Linked DNA regions of Homo sapiens: region 2 is linked to region 1. A link is a loop called in an ENCODE intact Hi-C map of the cell type or tissue named here. Cell type or tissue: endothelial cell of umbilical vein. All regions are shown on one strand.

Region 1 (5,000 bases):
AACATCAGGCAACTTCATAGTTGAAACCCATGTGCTGCTCCATGACCTTGCTGTCCTCTTGTCATATAATAAAAACACAATTTTAGTGCATAAGTCAGCAAGAAGTTAAGGTGAATTTGCTTTAATATATCTTTCTCTATCAAATAACTCAAGAAACAGCTCCAGCAACTTAGTTGCAAAGTTAATGATGGTATAAATTATATTGAGGTAAATGTCTAGACGAAAGGATGTTTAGTTCTTGTCTTTCTCTTTTGGAGCTCTCAGATTTGTTGAATCCATAGTGAGAAATGCCTCAGCGTTCTTCAGTTTTCCTCTGGCACAATGTGTGGTTGAATAAATGCTAATATATGAACATTCATAGTGAGCTAAGAAGACAATTTTTTTCATTTAAAGCTTCATTTGTTTCCAATATTCGCTAAACCACTTAAAAATAATTTTCAATTATTGTATGTAAAATATTAAGCTAGTTTTCTTAAACTCAAAGTTAGTTTACAGATGTTCTCAAATATTTTGTTGTGTTATTCACAAGTATGGAATATTAGGATTATTCCTAAATAAATTATTTTTGTAAATATAGGTGTTATAGCCAAACCAAATATATAGATATTCTGGAAATATCTATGTGGGTTTTCTGATTTTGCATTTAATCTTGTTTGGCCTTGGAGAGAAGTGCTAGAAGAATGAAGATTATAGTTGGGACTCTAAGATCTCACATAAAACAAAAATACTCCTACTTTTTAGATTGAAATTATACTCACATGGTTAAGTTTGGTCTTTTGCTGAAAGGATAAATATGTATGTCTAATACCATATTTTTGTGAGATAGTATTTATAAAAATGCAGAGGCAAAACTGAATATGAAGATAAGTGACAATAAGGAAAAATGAGTGACAGGGGCCTTTTCCCTGCCAGAGCTTCCTGTTCCGTGGAGTCTTTCTTGGATTCTGACCGAGCATTCAACATGCCACCGTCTCTTTCTTTAGGACTCAAGCTATTGTCTAGGTTCTACTGTGATGCCATGCTATGCTCTTCATAAAAAGTAACCTCCAGAACCTCAAACCACATAGAAATAAGTTTCAAGTCATTGTAGGTAGGTGATAAACAATAACAAATATCAAACAAGGAAAAAAAGACTTAAGAGCAGAGGAATACATTTACTTCTGATTTTGAAGTTCAGTAAATAATCTTGCTATTGCTTACATAAACCAATCTTCAATTCAAACTCAGCTCGACATAATTGGTGGAAATAAGAATGTACCAATCCAATGTTTGGCTGCTGCACAATGGTTTGGGAAATGAGCTATAAAACCGCTAAGATTCTGTAAAATCAAAATGTATTAGAATATAGAAGGAATTGACATCCACGGCCCATGTTCCCATCGTCAAGTGTTTGTCCTTTGGTTACACCCTTATTTACTAGCTCTTCTGTGGACCTATGTATGTCTCCCCAGGTTGGAGTACCTGGAAGACAGGAGACATCTTTTTCCCTTAAATATTTACTTTCTTGAAAAACCTAACCTAATTGTTTGTAGTAATTACCAGTGATTTTTTAAAAATCCCACATTCAGGTACTTTTTTTCAACTATCATTTCTTTATTATTTGAACTTGTACTATAATTCCTACAGCCTGTTTTTCCACCATGGAAATTTTTAAGATTCCTAAATTCTAAGGTTTCTAAGTTTTGGTCCTGAAGGTGATTTTAGGACCATTCAGGGACAGGATTTTTCTTTTCCATATGCAGTCAAGGGATTCCCACTCTCTGGGAATCCTCTAACTTGTAAGATTTAGCTGAAAAGGTCACAGGCCTGGATTTTCATATCATCTAATCACATACTACTTACAAATTCTCACAAATCAAAATTTTCCTAACAACCACTGGGACCCTGAAATGTATTATGGGTTGTTTTTTCCTTATTGTGGATATTTAGATGGTCTCTAAGATATAAAGCAAACCATACGTATTGCACCATTTCTACATTAAAGCTGCATCTTTGTAGGACACAGGCGGTGTATTTAACCAATGATATACCTGATTGCGTTCCAAGCCAAACAACATAGCCTTTTTATTTTTGCCCATGCCGCAGGCTATCTGAAAGTATTAGAGTTAATGTGCAATCAGGTAACTAAACCCATATTACATATCTGTAATTTTCATCCAGTAGAAAGAAAATATTATATTACAAGCCTCCATAATTGCATTCAAATGTAATCAAATACAAAAGTTTAAGATCCCAAATCCTTTGAGTTACAAGATCTCTTTTTCTATACATATAACCAACCTTATAGCTGCAAAATGAAATTGAAATAATTCTCTAGGCATTTTTAAAAAATAACAAGATTCACTCGTTATTTTTAAACTTGTTATTTTAAAAAATAACAAGAGCCCCAGGCTCTGATTCTTTTATAGCACTGTCGGCAGCAGCCATTTATCTGCTCAGGCAACAAAGGCCTAGACAAAGATAGGACTAGAAAAATAGCCCTCTGGAACTAAAGAAAGTTTCTTCAATTGGGGGTGTTGGGTGAAAACCAATACTTTAATAAACAGTAGTTATATACGTTTTGATCTCTGAACCAAGAACGCAAGACTAGAGGGTTCTTGCGTAGCGTCAAAATTGAGGGAATCTGATTTAAAAGAACAGTCTTAGAAAGGAAACTCATCAAAACTATGAGTCAAGCTTTGAAAATGTAAAGTACATTAAGCTAACAATAACTACGTATTTACTATGGCTTTCTTCCTTTCTTCCTTTATTAGTTTTATTTTATTTTTTTAAATCATGGAGGAAATACAGAACCACTTGAAACACAGGAATGGTATGTGAGGGTAGATGTTACTAACCAATGCTAAGTGCATCTATTTCACTCTATTCTAAACTAGCCAAAGGAAAACAGACTTTGAGTGTGTAAAGGGGTTGGAGATACTGGGTACACTAAAATGCTACAAAACTACTTGGCCAAAAGTTTTCTTTTTTCAAAATCTAGGTAATCAAATTCCATGAATTAGAGAATTATTTGTTAAAAATTTCTACCTTTAAAATACAAATGCTATTTTCATGCTATGATTTCCTACTATAAGACTTGATATCAGTGACCCTTTTCCCTAAGAACAATTACAAAGACTGGACAACACACACAACAAGCATTCGGGAGAGTCCATGGCATCCATGGGGGAAAACAACTGATCTGGTTTCTTCAAAAAGTCAACATTATGGGAAAAAAAAGTAAGAAAGGTTATAGTATGGTAAAAGAGACATGAAAACTAAATGCAATATAAGAATATTGATTGTATGCCAATTCTAAAAATAGCCATCAGATATCTTGAGGACAGGTGGGAAAATCTGAATATTGACCAATTGTATATTATATTAGAGAAATAATGTTAACTTTTGTAGACATGATAATGTGGTTAGGCAGGAGAATATCTTTTTTTAACTTTTAAGTTCAGGGTAAAAGTGCAAGTTTGTTACGCAGGTAAACTTGTGTCATGGGGGTTTGTTGTACAGATTATTTCAGAACCCAGGTATTAAGCCTAGTACCTATTAGTTATTTTTCCTGATCCCTTCCCTCCTCCCACCCTTCAACCTCTGATAGGCCCAAGTATCTACTGATGCATGTGTTCATTGTTCTCTTCATTTCTCTCCCACTTATAAATGAGAACATGTGGTATTTGGTTTTCTGTTCCTCCCTTAGTCTGCTAGGGATAATGGCCTCTAGCTCCACTCTTGTTCCAGCAAAGGACATGATCTCATGAGTTTTCTTTTTTTTTTTTTTTTTGAGATGGAGTCTTGCTCTGTTGCCCAGGCTGGATTGCAATGGTGCAATCTCGTCTCACTGCAACCTCTGCCTCCTAGATTCAAGCAATTCTCCTGCCTCAGTCTCCCAGGTAGCTGGGACTACAGGTGCACACCACCATGCCCAGCTAATTTTTGTAGTTTTAGTAGAGATGGGGTTTCACCATATTGGTCAGGCTGGTCTTGAACTCCTGACCTTGTGATCTGCCCACCTCAGTCTCCCAAAGTGCTGGGTTTATAGGCATGAGCCACTGTGCCTGGTGATCTCATGTGTTTTTATGGCTGCATAGTATTCCGTGGTGCATATGTCATACATTTTCTTTATCCAGTCTGCCATTGATGGACATTTAGGTTGATTGCATGTCTTCACTATTGTGAATAGTGCTGCAATGAACATTTGTATGCATGCATTTTTATGATAGAATGATTTATATTCCTTTGGGTGTATACCTAGTAATAGGATTGCTGGATGGAATGCTATTTCTGTTTTTAGGTCTTTGAGGAATCTCCACACAGTTTTGCACGATGGTTGAACTAATTTATACTCCCACCAACAGTGTATAAGCATTCTTTTTTGCAGGAAACTATCTTTATTCTTAGGAAATGAAGTAGTTAGGGGTGATATCTCAATATGGCTGCATCTTACTTTCAAATGGTTCAGCAGAGAATAATAGAAAAAAGACAGAAGGAAAAAAGAATGGAAGAAGGGGAAGGAAGTAGTGAAGGAAGAAGGGGAGAGAGAGAAAAAAATAGAATAGTGTAGAATCATGATGGTAGTTATGAGAGTATATTTTATATTACATATTCTTCCTTATGTTTTAAATGTTTGAAATTTTTCATCATGAGAATTTGAGAAAAAAATAATTCTTGTAAGTCTGGTACAGAACAACTGCTATCTTCAAGAAGACGTTGCCCTTGTCTGCAAGGAGAGAGTTTATTAGGGAAAACAAACCTCAAATCAAAATTAAATCGATTCCTCCAAGTATTTTTTTAGAACGCCCCCAGGTGTAATAAACACTACAGATAGCCATGTACTCAACAGAAACAGCTCTCACTTTTGCTCATAGAGTATTAGAGCAGGAGAATGAGAAGGAAGGTTAACTTTTCGTCTATTCATTTCTGAACTAACTTTATAAAATTGACTCCAATATTCCTTTTTCAATCCCGAGCTTTTAAGGGTCAAATAGGTGTATATTTCTACAAACATATAA
Region 2 (5,000 bases), 85 kb after region 1:
AGGGGGGAAGACAGAGAAAGAGGAGAGAAAAGGAAAAAAGAGAAAAGAGGCAGAGAGAGAGAAGGAGTTTCTACAAATTCACTAAAGAATTTGGTCAAGCTGTAATTTCAGCCACTGTAAAAGCTGACAGATTTCTCATTGAAAGCTACCAGACACTCTTCTGTTTAACAACAACACATACCATGTGTTCAAGAGCAAAAGTATGCCATTCAGCTAGGAAGATAAAAAGCTGTTTGTCCGATTTCTTAATATGGGAAGAAATACAAATAAAGATTTTTTATCTTCCTGTTCTTTTTCTAGGACTTTTGACTGTTTAAGCTGAATAATGATAGTGATGATGATGGTTATGATGCATGAATGAAAATATTGCAAATATCTCTGCCAGTAAGAAAGAAATAAAGTTTTAAAAGCTACAAAATTTCCTACCCCAACTCAAAGATAAAACAACATTAAAAGGTAGAGATAGGTCCTTTTATGTATGCATAGATATCCACATACATTTACTTGGTCTACCATGAATTGCATGTAGTTTTTTACTCCACTGAAGCCTAGATAATGAGTCAAAGCGAATGGTACAACCAGCTGACTTAGTACATTCATTCCAACTGCTGATCAAGTCCAATAAAATCAAAACAAAAAAATTAGCCAACTGAGCTCTTTAGCTGTAATGGTTGATTGACCAAATAATACAGCCAACACTGCCAGCCAGACTAAGATCTCAGCCGCTCATTGGCCAGTTAAAGGAAGGCAGCCTCTTGTGACTGGATATGTAATGGCTCTTTCATCAGCTGCTCAGTCTATCTTGGGGTAAACCCAAAACAACTCCTGAGTTGAGAGGTTTATGCTTTTTAAAGAACCTGAAATAAAATATTATATTTTGCTTAGACTTAGACCAGTGTCAAATCTTATCACTCTTCCCACTGGCTGTCGGTCACTGTTGAGTTTTCTCTGACTGTTAACTCAACATCAACAATTCAAATTTTTCAGCTGGTTCATTGCAGCCAAAAGGATCATGTTATTAGAACATTCAAGATACAGATTAAATTGTATATCAGGGGCTGCCTGCCATCTTAGCAGTATGGAGGCATGCATTTTCAGGGCTTTAGCTGCTGCTTGTTTTTGTGCATGAACAGGAAATATTGTTTAAAAAATTGTGCTGTGAATGACAAGAGTAGAAATGAAAAAGTATCATTGAATGATTTTCTATAGTGATGAAGAATGAAATTTTTATCACTTTCAGCTTTGCTCTTACATCTGTTTCCTGGAAAGAAGGAATTCAGTGCCAGTAACAAGTATGCTAATTACAATTTGGGCCATAGCTTCAAAATCTTTAAGTAAATGCTGAATGCTTTAGTTCAGTCAGGAAATTTGCTAAGACACATTTCTTCTGACAGCTGCCAAGGAGAATGTCTGTTTTTAATACTTGAAAGATATACTATATTTGCACTTTTCAATAACTACAGTTTTACAGCTCCTATTGGAGTCTTGCTGAGCTCCTGACTACATTTTTCAGCATTGAATGTCATAAGGTAGTTCACTTAAAATAGGTTTTATTATTATTATTATTATTTTTTTTAGTGCCAACCATTCAAAGTCTCTGGACAGCATTTAGTTCAGAGTCAAAAGAGCTAAATCTTTTGCTTTTTTATTCCATGTAATCTCAGTGTCATTGAATGACAACGGACCTAAATGTCCAACCTGCTGGTAACCCCAGTGCTCAGGTTTAGGAGCATAGTGGGAGTACAGCCCAGCCAACCTCATTCATTCTGGCCATCTTCATGGGCAATAATGGTCTTCTTACCCAGGTCCATTGCACCATGATCTTTATTATTTTCAGATAATCAGAAAAATAAGCATTGCTGTACAATGATGTCTTCATTTCTTTTGCTTAAAACTGGCATAATACTTCAATTGAAGCAACCAAATTAGTGACAAGTAGGAAAGATTTTCCAGGTCTAAGTTTCTTGCTCATTATGTTTATAAAGAAAGTAGTAAAGGCAAAAGTAGGCTTCATTTCAAAGAATCTAGCTCATTAACGTATCAAAGAAGACTTGTGTAAATATTTTACATAAGCTTCTTTCATGGCTTCTACCTCTTCTTCCCTACAGTAATAAAGAAACCTGATTCCTGTCTATCAAGAAAAATCCAAATTTATTTACAGCTGGATGGACGTGGGCCAAACTGTTTTCCTTAGCATGACTTTGGGTTGTCCTTTCACTGTAGACTTGCTCAGCATATGATTTCAATATGGTTGAAATGAATGCTGACTTTCCAAAACAGGCAACAGTCTGAAAATCTTGGCAGTTTATGGGCAAATGACCTATTTTTTCTGCTTGTTTAAACTGTTTAATAAAACCTCAGGAGAAATACTAAAAATACTCAATGCCTTGAGATTGTTTTTTTCAATAAAACCAATTGAATTGATCTTCTTCGCAGAAGGAGAAGAAGCAAATAAATACTTAATTATCCATAATTATCAACACCACCAGCAATGCCTTTGCCATTTCTATAGTCTGCTGTAGGCCAGGGATTGTAATAGATACTTAAAGTGCAACATCTCATTCAATATCCATAAAAATCATGTAAGGTATATACTCTTATTCAATTTCATAGATAAGGAAACTAAGTTAGAAAAGTAATGTGGCTTGCCTTATGCTATACAACTGAAATATGGCTGAGCTGAAATTTATATCCAGGACTGTTTAACCACAAAATGTTTTCTCTTCCCAATCACTTTTCTTGGAGCAAGGAAAGTAGTAGAGGGCATGGCAGGTTTTTCCCAGATGAATTAAGTAGCAAAATATGTGCTTTATTATTTGATCTATCTAATCACCTAAATGGCATCTGGGCTTAAAATATTGATAAAATATATCATGAACTGCGTAAGTCAGGAAACTTGCTTTATATGTCTGACATCATCAGAACACAAAACACAGGAAGGTGTTTGTAGATTAGAAATTCTGTGAATACTTACAACTGACTGCAAACTATATCTAAGTGAACATCTGGTCCAGAACCAAAATAACAAAGAAGCTAGAAGTGTTATTGTTAGAAGAAGGGACAGTAACTTACAGAAGAATCTCAAATTTTCTCAGATTTTTTAGATAATTTCAGGCCCATTTAATGCCTGAACTACATATAATGCTAATTATGGGGAATAATCAAGTAAATAATCAGATGTGATAGAGTTATATACAATCGGTTGCATATAACTCTATCACATCTGATTATTTACTTGATTATCCCCCATAATTGACATAAACAGCCTATTTCCTCTTCCGAGTCATTTATTTATTTAATTATTCATTCAACACATCACCAAATATTTGTTGAAATTACTGTGTGCCATGTACAGTCCCAGGCCTGTACATGAAAAGATACAGCAAACAAGAGTCCTTTCCCTCAAGTTCTTTCTTATATTGAGCCAGAATCTCTTTCACCACTACTTCCAATTTGTGTACATGTTTTACCCTCAGAATTAATCAAATATGTTTTTTCAAGCAATATTACTTCAAATATCTCAAGTCACTGAATGAATGTGCCACTTTGGATGGGAGTGGGTGCTTCTCCCACTGTTGCTCTATTTTTTTTTTATTTCACTTTTAGAAGAGTCATCTTGAGAAAACTTTGTCCTTAAGAGAAAATCTTTGGATTTGGAGAATGAGAGGAGCCATAGGGACAACAATCGGGAAGGGAGATATAACTGGTTGTTTGGGGCTGGCTCTAGTTTTACTTTAAGTGATCGCAATAAAGGGCACCCCTAATGTATTTTAGTATTGTCCTGAGATTAGGAAGCAAACAGAGGTTTTGAAGAAAGTAGTAAACACGTATTTGGCTAAAATAATCCATGACTTATCTCTCCTGAGGATCTAATTGCAGACACGAGTGGCTAGATAGCATTGAAATGCAGTAAAGGAAGGGATACAGTATACACATTTCCTGATATGATGTGGCTTCCCACTCTGTACCTCCCCTAATAACTATCCTTGGAGCTTGTTCTATTTGTCTGTATATGTTATATTAGTTTGGTTCAAAAAGAATTGTGGTTTTTGCCATTAAAAGTAATGCTTTTTATGGCAAAACCTGCAATTAGTTCTGCACATTACTTTTAACGGTAAAAACAGCAATTACTTTTGCACCAAACTAATAAAATGTGTCACCCAAAGCTCAACTCAATAGTTATTTCTCAACTTGGAAATTGGTTCTAGGATCCCTGTGGATACCAAAGTCCGTGAATGGTTAAGTCTCTTATATAAAATAATATAGTATTTGTATATAACCTACACGCAACCTCCCATATACTTTAAATCAGCTCTAGATTACTTGCAATACCTAATACAAAGTAAATGTTATGTAACAGTTGTTATGCCATATTTTTATGTGTATTCTTTACTGTTGTATGTTATTTTTTACAACTTTTACAAAATATTTTTGATTGGGGATTGTGCAGAACCCTCAGATACAGATGACCAACTCTATTATATTTCTAATGTGAATAGTAGAAATAAAGCAGAATAAGTTATTATCTAATTCTAAATATATTATTTTTAACTAAGGTAACCAACCCTTGCATTGGCTTTTTTTTTTTTTTTGGTACTAACACTGAATCATATACAGCTTAATTTTTTCTACAACTTTGTATTCTTTCTATTTACCTACTATACCTAATTTCTATCATTCTCTACATATTTAATTGCTGTTTAAATGTATTTTATTAGAATCAGTCTTTCACTCTTTTAGTCCTAAAAATATTATTAACCAGAATAGTCACATTTTTTCTTTAATTTGCTATCCATAAAATTGATGAGCATAACACATATATTTTATTCACATCTTGGCTGAATAAAAAGCTAAGAACAAAGGTATGTCATTCTAATAACCATCTACCCCCAGAGCGACGGAAACCTTATAATCAATTAGATTAGACATTCAGCTGTTATTGTCCTTACATCTGGTTAGTTTCTTAGTCATATTCATAGGAAGAGATAAAAATAGATGTC

Evidence for each region. Peaks named below come from ENCODE experiments on the same cell type or tissue, not always from the same donor. Only the 100,000 strongest peaks of a DNase experiment are listed, where the experiment ranks them.
Region 2: it touches region 1 in a loop (3-fold over the local background); 1 of 110 quality-filtered maps calls a loop at or near these places.

The regions. Positions count from the first base shown.
Region 1 is chr6:126,828,978-126,833,977 of GRCh38, forward strand. No RefSeq gene overlaps it. Among named protein-coding and RNA genes, the nearest start is that of RSPO3, 290 kb to the right of the region's middle. In endothelial cell of umbilical vein, no CTCF peak of the experiment used is centred here; a DNase peak (open chromatin) is centred at 2,654; H3K27ac peaks cover 1,453 bases.
Region 2 is chr6:126,913,684-126,918,683 of GRCh38, forward strand. All of the region lies in intron 8 of LOC105377989 (a long non-coding RNA gene), which reads right to left. Among named protein-coding and RNA genes, the nearest start is that of RSPO3, 200 kb to the right of the region's middle. In endothelial cell of umbilical vein, no CTCF peak of the experiment used is centred here; DNase peaks (open chromatin) are centred at 1,148 and 2,898; H3K27ac peaks cover 2,530 bases.